Linked DNA regions of Homo sapiens: region 1 is linked to region 2. A link is an interaction called in ENCODE POLR2A ChIA-PET data of the cell type or tissue named here. Cell type or tissue: K562. All regions are shown on one strand. Links, peaks and the distances in the headings refer to the core of each region. The heading gives the core; the rest is flanking DNA.

Evidence for each region. Peaks named below come from ENCODE experiments on the same cell type or tissue, not always from the same donor. Only the 100,000 strongest peaks of a DNase experiment are listed, where the experiment ranks them.
Region 1: POLR2A ChIA-PET joins it to region 2 with 6 read pairs; 11 of 35 experiments call an interaction of 5 or more read pairs at or near these places.

The regions. Positions count from the first base shown.
Region 1 is chr1:28,937,947-28,944,171 of GRCh38, reverse strand. The region is part of intron 1 of EPB41 (erythrocyte membrane protein band 4.1); the gene reads right to left. It overlaps LOC124903886 (a long non-coding RNA gene), which reads left to right and starts at 1,526. Exons shown (of 3, transcript XR_007065563.1): 1 at 1,526-1,612. In K562, for the core only: no CTCF peak of the experiment used is centred there; no DNase peak of the experiment used is centred there.
Region 2 is chr1:28,883,437-28,889,661 of GRCh38, reverse strand. It overlaps a transcript of EPB41 not described here. Among named protein-coding and RNA genes, the nearest start is that of EPB41, 28 kb to the left of the region's middle. RefSeq lists silencers at 1,795-2,144, 2,285-2,504, 2,515-2,804, cis regulatory regions at 4,544-4,583, 4,196-5,100, 5,537-5,554, 5,529-5,568, 5,344-5,914 and enhancers at 4,739-4,788, 4,181-4,861, 5,473-5,617. In K562, for the core only: a CTCF peak has its summit at 3,753; DNase peaks (open chromatin) are centred at 1,981, 2,280 and 2,631; H3K4me3 peaks cover 1,436 bases.

The sequences.
Region 1 (6,225 bases), core at 1,886-4,385, 54 kb before region 2:
GAGTTCAATTGTTTTGATTTTTAGATCCCACAAATAAGTAAAAACATGAGGAGTTTGTTTTCCTGTGTCTGGCTTATTTCACTTAATGAACTCCAGTTAGTTCCATCCATATTGTTGCAAATAACAGGGTCTCATTCTTTTTATGGTTGAATAGTACTCCAATGTGTATATGTAGATTTTCTTTATCCATTTATCTGTTGATGGACACTTAGGCTGCTTCCAAATCTTAGCTATTGTAAACAGTGCTGCAACAAACATTGGAGTGCAGATACCTCTTTGTTATATTAATTTCCTTTCTATTGGGTATATATCCAGCAGTGGGATCACTAGATCATATGGCAGCTCAATATTTAGTCTTTTGAGGAACCTCCAAACTTCTCCAAAATGGTTATACTAATTTGCATTCCCACCAACAGTGTACAAGGGTTCCCTTTTGTCCACATCCTTGCCAGCATTTGTTATTGCCTTTGTCTTGGATGTAAGCTTCTCGTTGTAGTGTGTTTGTTTTGTTTTTTTTTTTCCTGAAACGGAGTCTCACTCTATCATCCAGGCTGGAGTGCAGTGGCACGATATCAGCTCACTGCAGCCTCCGCCTCCCAGGTTCAAGTATTTCTCCTAGTCTCCCAGGTAGCTGGGACTACAGGTGCGTGCCACCACACCCGGCTAATTTTTTAATTTTTTAGTAGAGACAGGGTTTCACCATGTTGGCTAGGCTGGTCTCGAACTCCTGACTTAAGGTGATCCACCCACCTCAGCCTCCCAAAGTGCTAGGATTACAGGCATGAGCCACAGCGCCCGGCCTCATTGTAGTTTTGATTTGCATTTCTCTGATGATCAGTGATGTTGAGCACCTTTTCATATGCCTGTTTGTCATCTGTATATCTTCTTTTGAGAAATGTTTATTCGAATCTTTCACAAATTTTTTGACTCGATTAGTTTTGAAATCTTTATTTCCTTCCTTAGAATCAAAGGAACTGTTATTATGGAAATTTTTTACCAAATTAACATATTTTGCTTGTTTCACTGGCCAGAGTTGAAACCCACACTCCTGGTATATAAGTAGGAGAAGAACTTTTTCTTATATCTTTTATTCCAATAAACTGAGTTAATATTCCTATTATAATTTAAAATGACAGTAAGATTTCCCAATGGAATCAAAATGTTGGGGGGAGGGTGGAGCTGGAGGAATGAAATCCACAAAGCTCCATATTACCTCACATGATATTGTGATACAGTAAGAAATATATATTTGGTCTCTGGTCCTGGCACATACTTCCTAAAACCCTTGGAATCTCCAAAGTGCTAAGGGTCTCTGTGAATACTAATGAATTGAGTGATGGCTGGGGTTCCAGGATAGCCTTAGGATGGGGGCTGGTTGCCAGGGGAACCAACCATGTGATTAGAGGGTTAGAACTTTCAGTGCCACCACCACCACACAATCTCCAGGGAGGGTAAAGGAGCTTTAGGTTGAGCTGATCACCCATGTCCCATGATGTAATCAATCAGGACATAATGAAGCCTCCATGAAAAATCAAAAGGACTGGTTCAGAAAGTTTCTGGATTGCTGAACACATGTAAGATCGTGGAGGTTGGTGTGCCCAGAGAGGGCAAGGTAGCTCCATGTCCTTTCCCCCATACCTTGCCCTATGCATTTCTTCAACTTTGCTTTTCATCTGTATTCTCTGTAATATTCTTTCTAACAAATGGGTAAACATAATTAAAGTGTTTCCCTGAGTTCTGTGAGCCCCTCTAGCAAACTGATTGAACCCAAAGAGGGGGTTGTGGGAACCCCAATTTGGAGCCAGTTGGTCAGAAGCACAGGTCACAACCTGGGTCTTGTGAATAGCATCTGATATGAGAGACAGTCTTGTGGGACTGAGCCCTCAACCTGTGGGATCTGATGCTATCTCCAGGTAGATAGTGTCAGAATTGAAGTGAATTATATAGGACACCCAGCTGCTATCCTTTGGAGAATTGCTTGGTTAGTGTGTGGGAAAAACCACGCCACACATCTGGTGTCAAAAGTGCTGTGATGACTATGTGAAAATAGGAAAAACATTTTGGTTTTTGTTATCTCTGTACTTTTCCAAATAAAAAATTTATGAAAAGAAAGAAGGAACATCAAAATATTTATAGTATTAGCATTAATAGGATTACGGGTAATTTTTAGTTTTGGTCTTTATACTTTATCGTTCAAATTTTCTACAACTCTACAAATTTTCTAAAATTTGTAAAGTCAGGGAGAAAGGTTTTTGCTTTTTTTTTTTTTTTTTTTTTGAGACAGAGCTTCACTCTTGTTGCCCAGGCTGGAGTGCAATGGCACCATCTCAGCTCACTGCAACCTCCGCCTCCTGTGTTCAAGCGATTCTCCCACCTCAGCTTCCGAGTAGCTGGGATTACAGGCACGCACCACCACCCCCTGCTAATTTTGTATTTTTAGTAGAGACGGGGTTTCTCCATGTTGGTCAGGCTGGTCTGGAACTCCCGACCTCAGGTGATCCGCCCGCCTCGGCCTCCCAAAGTGCTGGGATTACTGGCGTGGGCCACTGTGCCCGGCCTGAGAAAGCATTTTAAATCACTTATTTATGTGGATTTTCTTTACAGAAAAACTATCTGTTAATAAATCAGTACTACAGCTTAGGTAACATTTGACAAATATTTCTTATGACTCAGTAAAAATTCACTGTAAACGTTTCTTCTTCCGAAGGATACTCATCTTACAAAACCTGCCTAGAACTATACCTCGTTGGACTTATACCTCATTTTTCCCCATTATTGGTTTTTTATTTTTTGAGACAAGGTCTCACTCTGCCACCCAGGCTGGAGAGCAGTGGTGCAATCACAGCTCATTGTAGTCTTGACCTACCAGTCTCAGGCGATCTTCCCATCTTAGTCTCCCGAGTAGCTGGGACTACAGGCAAGCACTACCATACCTAGTTTTTTTGTTTGTTTTGTTTTTTTTTTTTGGTAGAGACAGGTCTCAGGAGGCTAATCTCGAACTCCTGAGCTCAAGTGATCTACCCACTTCAGCCTCCCAAAGTGCTGGGATTACAGGCATAAGCCACTGAGCCTGGCCCTTCTTCATTATTTAACTTCACATTAAATGTGATGATAATGTGATATTCTGTTTAATACTGTGAAATATGTTCTGAAAACCAAATTCACCATCTACTGATTTTTTTAATGTGCTTTCCATACCCTATACCTCAAGGTAATAAATAGGTGATCAAGACTTTCAGACATGAAAAGTTCCCAGTAAGAAAAGTAAATGTCAGTGCTTTCGTTTTCTTATCAAGCAACACAATGGATATCCTAATGCATATTTCCTGGCATATAACATGTCAGACGATTGTAAACATTTTCTTTTGGTCACACAACATACATCCAAACTCTGGATGTTTTTGTTTCCCTACTTAGGACTAGGATAACTCACCTCAAAATTAAATATAATTGCAACCAGTCTAGAACAGTTTCCCCAACAGACTTGATTTCCAAGAAATATTAATTTTTTTTTCTTTTTGACACAGAGTCTCGCTCTGTCGCCCAGGCTGGAGTGCAATGGCGCGATCTCGACTCACTGCAACCTCCGCCTCCCGGGTTCAAGTGATTTTCCTGCCTCAGCTTCCAGAGTAGCTAGGATTACAGGCGCCCGCCACCACGCCCGGCTAATTTTTGTATTTTTAGTAGAGATGGGGTTTCACCATGCTGACCAGGCTGGTCTCAAACTCCCGTCCTCAGGTGATCCGCCCACCTCGGCCTCCCAAAGTGCTGGGATTACAGCCGTGAGCCACCGCCCCTGGCGAAATACTAATTTTTGCACCTATCAAACATAATATCAAAACTGGTTACTTCAACCATTTCCCAAGAAACACTTTACTATCTGATTTCGTATATTTTAACGTTAGTTATCTAAGTTTAATCAAGGCACTTCTAATAATTATTCTGAAAGTAATGCCCAAAACAGTCATTTAAAATCAAGATTTAAGCTTTCTCCCTGATGTACGATTTGTTTAAGAGCTCTGGTAGTTTGGCTACAAAGCTGGCTACCAACAACTCCTCCTATCAAGTGTTACAGTCATGAATGAGGACCAGCCTTCTCAAGCCAGCCCCCAGATGACTGAAGCATCCAAGTTGAGGCACCAGACATCAAAGCAAGGCCATACTGGATCCTCCAGCTCCAGCCCACCCACTGTTAACTTACGCCACATGAAATTGATAAGCTGCCCTAGTTTCTATCACATGGATCAGAAATAAGCCATTTTCACAGAGCCCTGTCCAAAATCCTGATTCACAGAATCACAGAAAATAAAATAGCTATTATTTTAGATCATTAAGTTTTGAGGTGATTGTGTAGCAATAGATAACTGATACTAGGGCATTCTGATTCAAAAACATAAGAAAAATATTAAGATCTTTAAAAAGCACTTGAGGCCAGGTGCGATGGCTCACGCCTGTAATCCCAGCACTTTGAGGGGCTGAGGTGGGCGGATCACCTGAGGTCAGGAGTTCTAGACTACCCTGGCCAACATGGTGAAACCCCGTCTCTACTAAAAATACAAAGTTAGCCGGGCGTGGTGTCAAGTGCCTGTAATCCCAGCTACTCGGGAGGCTGAGCCAGGAGAATCGCTTGAACCCGGAAGAAGGTCATTGCAGTGAGCCAAGATCGCACCACTGCACTCCAGCCTGGGCAGCTGAGACTCCGTCTCAAAAAAATAAATAAATAAAAATAAAAAATAAATAAATATAGACACAAAAACCCTCAACAAAATACTAACAAACCAAATCCAGTGGCTATAAAAAACAATTACATACCATGACCAAATGAAATTTATCCCAGGGATGCAAGATTGGATTAACATACAAAAGTCAATCAATGCACTACACCACACCAATAGAATAAAAGACAAAATCCACATGATCATCTCAACAGACACAAAAAAAGCATTTGAAAATACCAACATCCTTTCATGATAAAAAATCACTTAACAAACTAGTAATAGAAAGGAATTTCCTCAACCTGATAAAAAGTATCTAAAAAAAATCCACAGCTAGCATCAATACATCCTGTAACAACATACAGAGCAAGGCTGAAGGTTTTTATCCTAATGTCAGGAATAAGACTAGAATGTCTACTCTTACCACTTCTATTCAACATTGCACTGGCTATTCTAGCCAGGGCAATTAGGCCTAGAAAAGAAATTTTTAAAAAGTATCCAGATTGGAAAGAAAAAATAAAACTATCCCTATTTGCAGATGACATAATCTTGTAAATAGAAAATTCTAAGGAATCCACACAAAAAAAACTACTAGTTCTAACAAGCAAGTTAACCAAGGTTGCAGGATACAAGATCAACATTCAAAAATCAGGACAGTTATGGTGGCTCATGCCTGTAATCCTAGCACTTGAGCCCAGGAGTTTGAGACCAGCCTGGGCAACATGGCGAAACCTAGTCTCTCAGAAAAATTTTAAAATTAGCCAGGCGTGGTGACATATGCCTATGGTCCCAGCTACTCAGGAGGCTGAGGTGGGAGGTTTGCTTGAGCCTGGGAAGCAGAGGTTGCAGTGAGCAAAAATCGCACTACTGCACTCCAGCCTGGATGACGCAGCCAGATACTGTGTCAAAAAAAAAAAAAAATTCAAAAATCAACTGTATTTCTATATATTTGCAATAAATAATCTGAAAATTATAACTTAAAAAATTCCATTTAGCATGCAAAATAATGAAATACTTGGGAATAAATTTAACAAACAAAGTACATACAAGATTTGCATTGAAAACTATAACCCATCAATGAAAGAAATTAAGGAAGACCTAAATAAGCGGAAAAAATCCCATGTTCATAGATTAGAAGACTTCACGTTGTTAAGATGGCAATATTCCCAAATTAATCTACAGATTCAGTGCAGTAGACATCAAAATCCCAACTACCTTTTCCACAAAAATGGACAAAACTGATGCTAAAATTCATATGGAAATACAAGGGATAGCCAGAACAGCCAAAACAATGTTGAAAAATAAGACCACAGTTAGAGGACTCACACTTACCAATTTCAAAGCTTACCACAAACCTACAGTAATCAAGACAATGTGGTACCAGCATAAGGATAAACACGTAGATCAACGGAATGGAACTGAGAGTCCAGAAATAAACTCATACATCTATATCCAGTTGGTTGCAACAAGGGTGCCAAGACAATTCAATGGAGGAAAGGAAAGTCCTTTC
Region 2 (6,225 bases), core at 1,549-4,048:
CCCCAGCCAACAGAGGTCTGGACCTCCATGGGGCCTGCACAGCGTCAGCATCTTCCTAGCCAGATGGATGTTCCTGCCCAGCACGGCCAGCCAGTCTCCTGGCCATGGTCCATTCTGCAGAGAGGGTGCTGGTCCTGCCCTGACAGGGCTCTACCCGCACTCGTCTGGGGAGTAAGGCGGCCTGGGTGGGAGCTTCTGTTGGCACCTGGAGCCTACAGGAGGGAGGCCAGCCCTGGTCTAGGAGGGATGGGCCAATCAGGAGACAGCCAGTGTGGCCTCAATGAGTATCACCCATACACCCAGGCACTCCACCCATGCCCCATGTTGCTGAGACCTGGCAGGTGTTGCCTGGCTCTCCTATACATACAGCGGAAACCTCAGGACTTCCCCACTCCATTCCCTTCTTAAAACACACTACTGGCCTGCTATCAGACCAGCTACCGTTCTGGTCTGCATACACATTGCCTATTTGATGCTGCTTATGCCTGCAAGGTCCGGATTATTGACAAAGTACAAGCCTGGGACTCAGAGAGGTGAAGTGACTCATGCAGGATCACACAGCAGGAAAGTGGAAGGGTCAGGATTCAACCCAGTTCTGCTGTGTGCAGAGCCTACTGGGCACTGGATGTCCCCTTTCATCCCTCCCTCTGCTCCCTTCAGCTTCTGGCTCCCTTTCTTCTCAAGCCTCCTACCTCCTTGCGCAAAGTTTCTCCTGGCTTAGAATTAATAATTCCCGGCCTGGCGCGGTGGCTCACGCCTGTAATCCCAGCACTTTGGGAGGCCGAGGTGGGTGGATCACGAGGTCAGGAGATCGAGACCATCCTGGCTAACACGGTGAATCCCCGTCTCTACTAAAAATACAAAAAATTAGCCGGGCGCGGTGGCGGGCGCCTGTAATCCCAGCTACTCGGGAGGCTGAGGCAGGAGAATGGCGTGAATCCGGGAGGCGGAGCTTGCAGTGGGCCGAGATCGCGACACTGCACTCTAGCCTGGGCGACAGAGCGAGACTCCGTCTCAAAAGAAAAAAAAGAAGAAATAATAATTCCCACCTCACACCTGCTTTAACGCCTTATTTACAGTGATTTCCGAAGTGTCTGTCTGACACCCCGGAGAGCCTTCAAGGCAGGGAGTGTTCCCAGTAGGTGCTCCTTAGACTTGCGGGTCTGTCATTCTATCTCCACCCTCCTCCCCAACATGCAGAAGTCCCTTGAGCCTCCTCCTGCAGATCCCTTCCCCACCCAGCCTCCTGCCAAGACCATCCTCCAGGCCTGAAACTGGGTGGAGGTAGGGAGCTTGCTGAAGCTCCGGGGCGCGTGCCAGGGCTCTGGCCCCTCCCCAGCCCCTCCCGCTCCCCTTCAATAGCTGAGGACCTGACCCTGACGAGACACTAGGCAGCTCTCACAGGGACTCCCAGTTGCCCTAAGCCCAGCCCCAGCCAGGTTCTGTCCAAGCCTCCTCCTTCTGGAGGAAAGGGCTCCAGAGGCGGAGAAGGGGTCGTCCGTTCCCGGACCCAGGAGCTAAGGGTCCTAGAATCATCTTCCCCAACCCTCCTCTCTCCTCCCCACTCCTGGAGCGAGCTCGGGCTCGGGTTGGTCTGGACAGGTCCCTGCCTCCAACTAGCTGGAGAGGAGGGGTCCTGTCCCACCCTGAAGAGGTGGGGCCTGCCGGGAAGTGTAGGTGAGGGCGAGACAATTCTTGAGGAAAGACAGAGGACAGAGACAGGAAAAGACAGCAAAACAGAGACGACAGATGAGAGATACAGGGAACCCAGAGATGAGAGGGAACCTGAGCCTGAACCGGACAGAGAGACCCGGGAGACCCAGACAGAGGGAAGTCCCCTAGACCAAGCCTGGCAGGGAGGGTGTGGGGCTGGCGCGACGGCCGGGGGGGCCACCCTGGCGGGCACAGCCGGCGCCCCAGCTGGCGGGTCGGTTCCTGGGTCCGGAAACTCAAAGTCAGTTACGTAAGGGCCGGAGCGGGGCGCGGGGCTCCAGGCCCCGGAGCCCCCTCCCGCTGCTAGCCGCCAGCCCGCTCCAGCGCTGCTGCGGGCCCGGCAGGAGCATGCGGGGCCGGGCAAGGCGGGGCTAGGGGGCGGCCGGGGGCTGCGCCGACCTGCAGGGACTCTCCCGCGGACACCGAATGCAGGACCCCCGCCCCAGACAGCCAGGACCGGCCGGACCCGGACGTGTCTAGCTCCGGATCCGAGCTCCCGGACCCCCTCTCCAGACTCCCACGCCCCTCCCTGCACCCTGAACTTTAAGATGCCCAGACTCCTTTGGACCCCAAGTTCGGATTCTGGAATTCGGGACCGCTGGACCCCTCAGCCCTGGACCCTTCGACCCTGGTCTCGCCTCTCCCGGGACGGTCCGAGCCCTTGGGGGTAGGTTCTTCTGTCCCTAACCCCGTCCCTCCCGGGGACCGAGGGTCGCCCCCCAGGTGGTCCAGGCTCACCTGGGCTGGGTGCGGCGGGGACCGGGCCGACCGCGTTCTGGCTCCGCGCCGCTCTCGCCCTTTAAGAGGTTCCTGCCACTTTGCCCCGCCGGGGCCTCCACCTGCACTGACAGGGCAACTCCATCGTGAGGCCCCGCCCCGCCCGCTAGGCCCTCTGATTGGCGCAGGCAACTGCCGATCAGCGGGGCGGGGAGGGGGAGGCCCGGGCAGAGGAGTGCGAGAGTCGCAGTTGGGAAGGGGCGGGGGCTGCAGGTGTAGCCTCGTCCGGCGGGGACACTGAGCCGGGGGCTGCTTTGATAGACCCCAGAGGTCAGGGGAGGGAAGGGCAGGGAGTTCCTGGATTGACTGGTGTGACGTCATATGACAAAAGTGTGAAGCAATTTGACACGTGGTACTGCTCCTAAGGTTACTAGGTAGAGGGGTTGGTCAGAGGGGATCTAGGGAAGTGACCCTGAGGAGACTCACCTGGATCGCCTGTCCTACCACTTCGTCCGGCGTGACCCTGAACAAGTCACTTCTCTGGATCTGAATTTCGTCAACCATAAATCTTACAATGTTTTCCTGAGAATTAGCGATGTAAGTTAAATGTCAAGCATAGGTCTGGTACACAGTAGGCGTTCCGTAAAAGCGAGTTCTGGATCCTGTCGTGCCCGCCTTGCCACTCTTCTCAGTGACTTTTCCCCTCCTGATGGTCCACTCCATCAACGCTTCCATGGTCACTGGCCGAAGTCTCATCCCCTCCCTCCCATTTCAGGCCTGAGCTGGCTTACATATGCCCATGTCAGGAAGCTCACCACCCGGCAGAATGGCCTCTTTCATTTTAAAACTAACCCTGACACTTCAAAAGCTCTTCGTCACAGAATCATAGGATCATAGAATATTCCAGGCCAGAGCACCGTGGAAAACTAACCCTTTCTTTGGACAAATATGGCAAACTGAGGCTCGCTGAGGACAAAGCCTTCCTCTGAATGTAGTGATCTTCCTACTAAATGGGGTAACTAGACTTCCTGTGTTCCAATCCCCAACGCTGCCACTTCCTAATTGAGTTACTTTGGGTGAGCTACTAACTCTCTCCAAGCCAGTTTCCTCCTCTGCAAAGTGGGGTTAATGAAAGTATTTTCCTCAAGGGTTGTGGCAAGAATTGAATGAAAGAATCCATGTCAAGTGCTAAGAACAGTGCCAGTCCCAGGGTAAGCATGCAATAAGCATTAGCATTTATTATAATTATTGATGTTATTGTTATATTGATACATAACTGAATTAAAAGTCATACATTGACTGACTCTCCCCCCCTCCAAATTCACTGAGGACTTCTCTGAATCAGGTCCTGTTTGAGGCTTCAGGGCCCTGGTTCCTGCCTTCAAGGAGCCCATAATCTAGCAGAGGAGGGTCAGACTGAGCCCTTTGACTGGGGAGATGTTTTCTGATGGAGGGAGGTGGGCTTCAAGGGACTAGAGAAGTGTTGGATCCTTCGACCAGAAATCAGGACACTTGAGACCCTTTCAGTCTCTATCCCTGTGAATCCCCTGGGGAAGCCTGGTGCGCGAGCACACACACGTGCGCACACACACACATAGACAACCAGGCTCCCAAGCACATTGATGTACCTTTCACTTGCCTATATCACACCTGCCCACCAGACAGTATTGCCCAGGGGTTACGAGGTAGGGATTTGGAGGCAGGTGAGTCTGGGTTTTGGGCTTTGGGGCAAGGCACCCGCCCCCCACCCTGGGGTAAAATGAGATTAATAATAGTGCTAACTTTATATAGAGCTGTTGTGATGGTTAAATGGGAGTATGTGAAAATATATTTGCAAATAGTAATTAATCTAGTAGTATTTTTTAATTCCTCTCACGTGTACTCTTGCACCCAGGAGAGTGCAGGCTGTGAAATTTTTGATTTGGCCTCTGCAAACAGTGGCTCCTCCCCCAACCCCATCCCCACCCCTGACTCAATCAAAGGGCTAGGGAGAGGAAAACCCCAGCAGTCAGGTGGATGGGGTGATTCTAAAGAGCTGCTGTGGGCCCTGCCCCCTCCCTGCTGGGGCAGCCACGTGGCTCTAGCTCTGTTGGGCTGAGCTGCCTGTGGGTGACTCAGCAGTGCCAGTGCCTGCCCCAGCCTGATAAGAGTGTGTGTGTGTGTGTGTGTGTGTGTGTGTGTGTGTGTGTGTGTGTGTGTTGGCCAGGGAGGGCTCTGCGTTTCTGAATTTGTGCGTGGGGAGTGCATTTGGGAATATGCTTGTGATCCTGTATCTCCTGTTTCTGTGCATTTGTGTATGTGTATGTGTAGGGGGGTGTGTTTTGGTGCCTGTGAGGGTGTGCCCCTGTTTGTGAGTTTATATAGAGGGTGTGAATCTGTGTCTGTCTGTGTCCTATAAACAGGTTGTCCCCTGGGCCTCAGGCCCTGGGACCTAGAGAGCTCTGCCCTGTCCCACAGCCCCTCCACCCAGGCACCTGTGTGTGTGTTTCTCGTTGAGGTGACTTGTGCACTTGTGTGGGTGAAGGCCTTGTGTGGCTTTGTCAGTCACTGAAGCGGGAAAGCTGTCACTCCCTGGACTGCAGGCCCCCTGCCCCATGGCCTCTGCCAGTGACATCATAATCTTCGCCTCCATCCCCAGACTGCAGGGAGCACTTTGCTACCTGAGATGCCCCCGTCAGCAGTGACCTCTTGAAGAAGCCACTCACATTTAGCGATCCTGGTTCTTTTACAGGCATTTGCTCATTTTATCTTATTGAATCCTAACAGCCAAAAATGTTCTAAAGAGCTTCTGAGGCTCAGAGAGCTAAAGTGGCAACCCAAGGTCATACCACTCTTTTTTTTTTTTTTTTTTGAGACGGAGTCCTGCTCTGTCGCCCAGGCTGGAGTGCAGTGGCGTGATCTCAGCTCACTGCAACCTCTGCCTCCCAGGTTCAAGCAATTCTCTTGCCTCAGCCTCCCTAGTAGCTGGGATTACAGGCACAGACCACCATGCCCAGCTAATTTTTTTTTGTATTTTTAGTAGAGACGGGGTAAGTAATAGAGGGTGTGAAGGTGACAGGCAGGGGGCAGCTTTCCTCCCTTGGCTGAGCATTCAGTTCCCCGGAGCCTGTGGGGCGCTGATAAGCTTGGGGGGTGGAGGAAGGAACCTGTTTGTGTCTCCCCCCGCTCCTCTGAGAAGGCCTGGACCTCCAGGAATTCCTTATCCTGTCAGAGCCTGGGCACTCCCACCAGCTTCAGATGGGCTTGAGGTGGGTGATAAAGAAGGCAAGGAACAGACAGGTTGGGGGCGGGGAAGTGCACACGTGGGAGCCTCTGTTCCTTCAGCAGCGCTTCATTGAGCGAATTATTAAAAGTTGAGACTGACAAAGGGGCAGAGAGTCACAAGACCAGGCCACAAGAAATGGTAGAGAGGGAGAGGACTTTCAGGCCCAAGGCAGCCGGTGTGGCCGTTTCGGGTTTGAATCCTGTCTCCACCATTTACGGGGCTTATGACTTCCTCCTAGCCTGTCTCCTCATCAGTCAAAGGAGTTAATGGCTCTCACCCTGCTGCTTTTCCCAGGACCATGATACTAGAAGGGAAAGGCATTTGCAAAGTGTGGATAATGGATGTTCCTGCTGTTACTCACGGCTTCCTATGAGGAAGACCCTAAAGCAATTGTATGCCCAGAGCCCAGAGGGGAAAATGACTCCATCTGAGGGAGTAAGGAAGACTGCCTGGAGGAGGTGACCTCCCAGCTGGACATTAAGGACTAATTTACTACATGGAAATGAGAGAGGGCATTCCAGGTGGAGGAA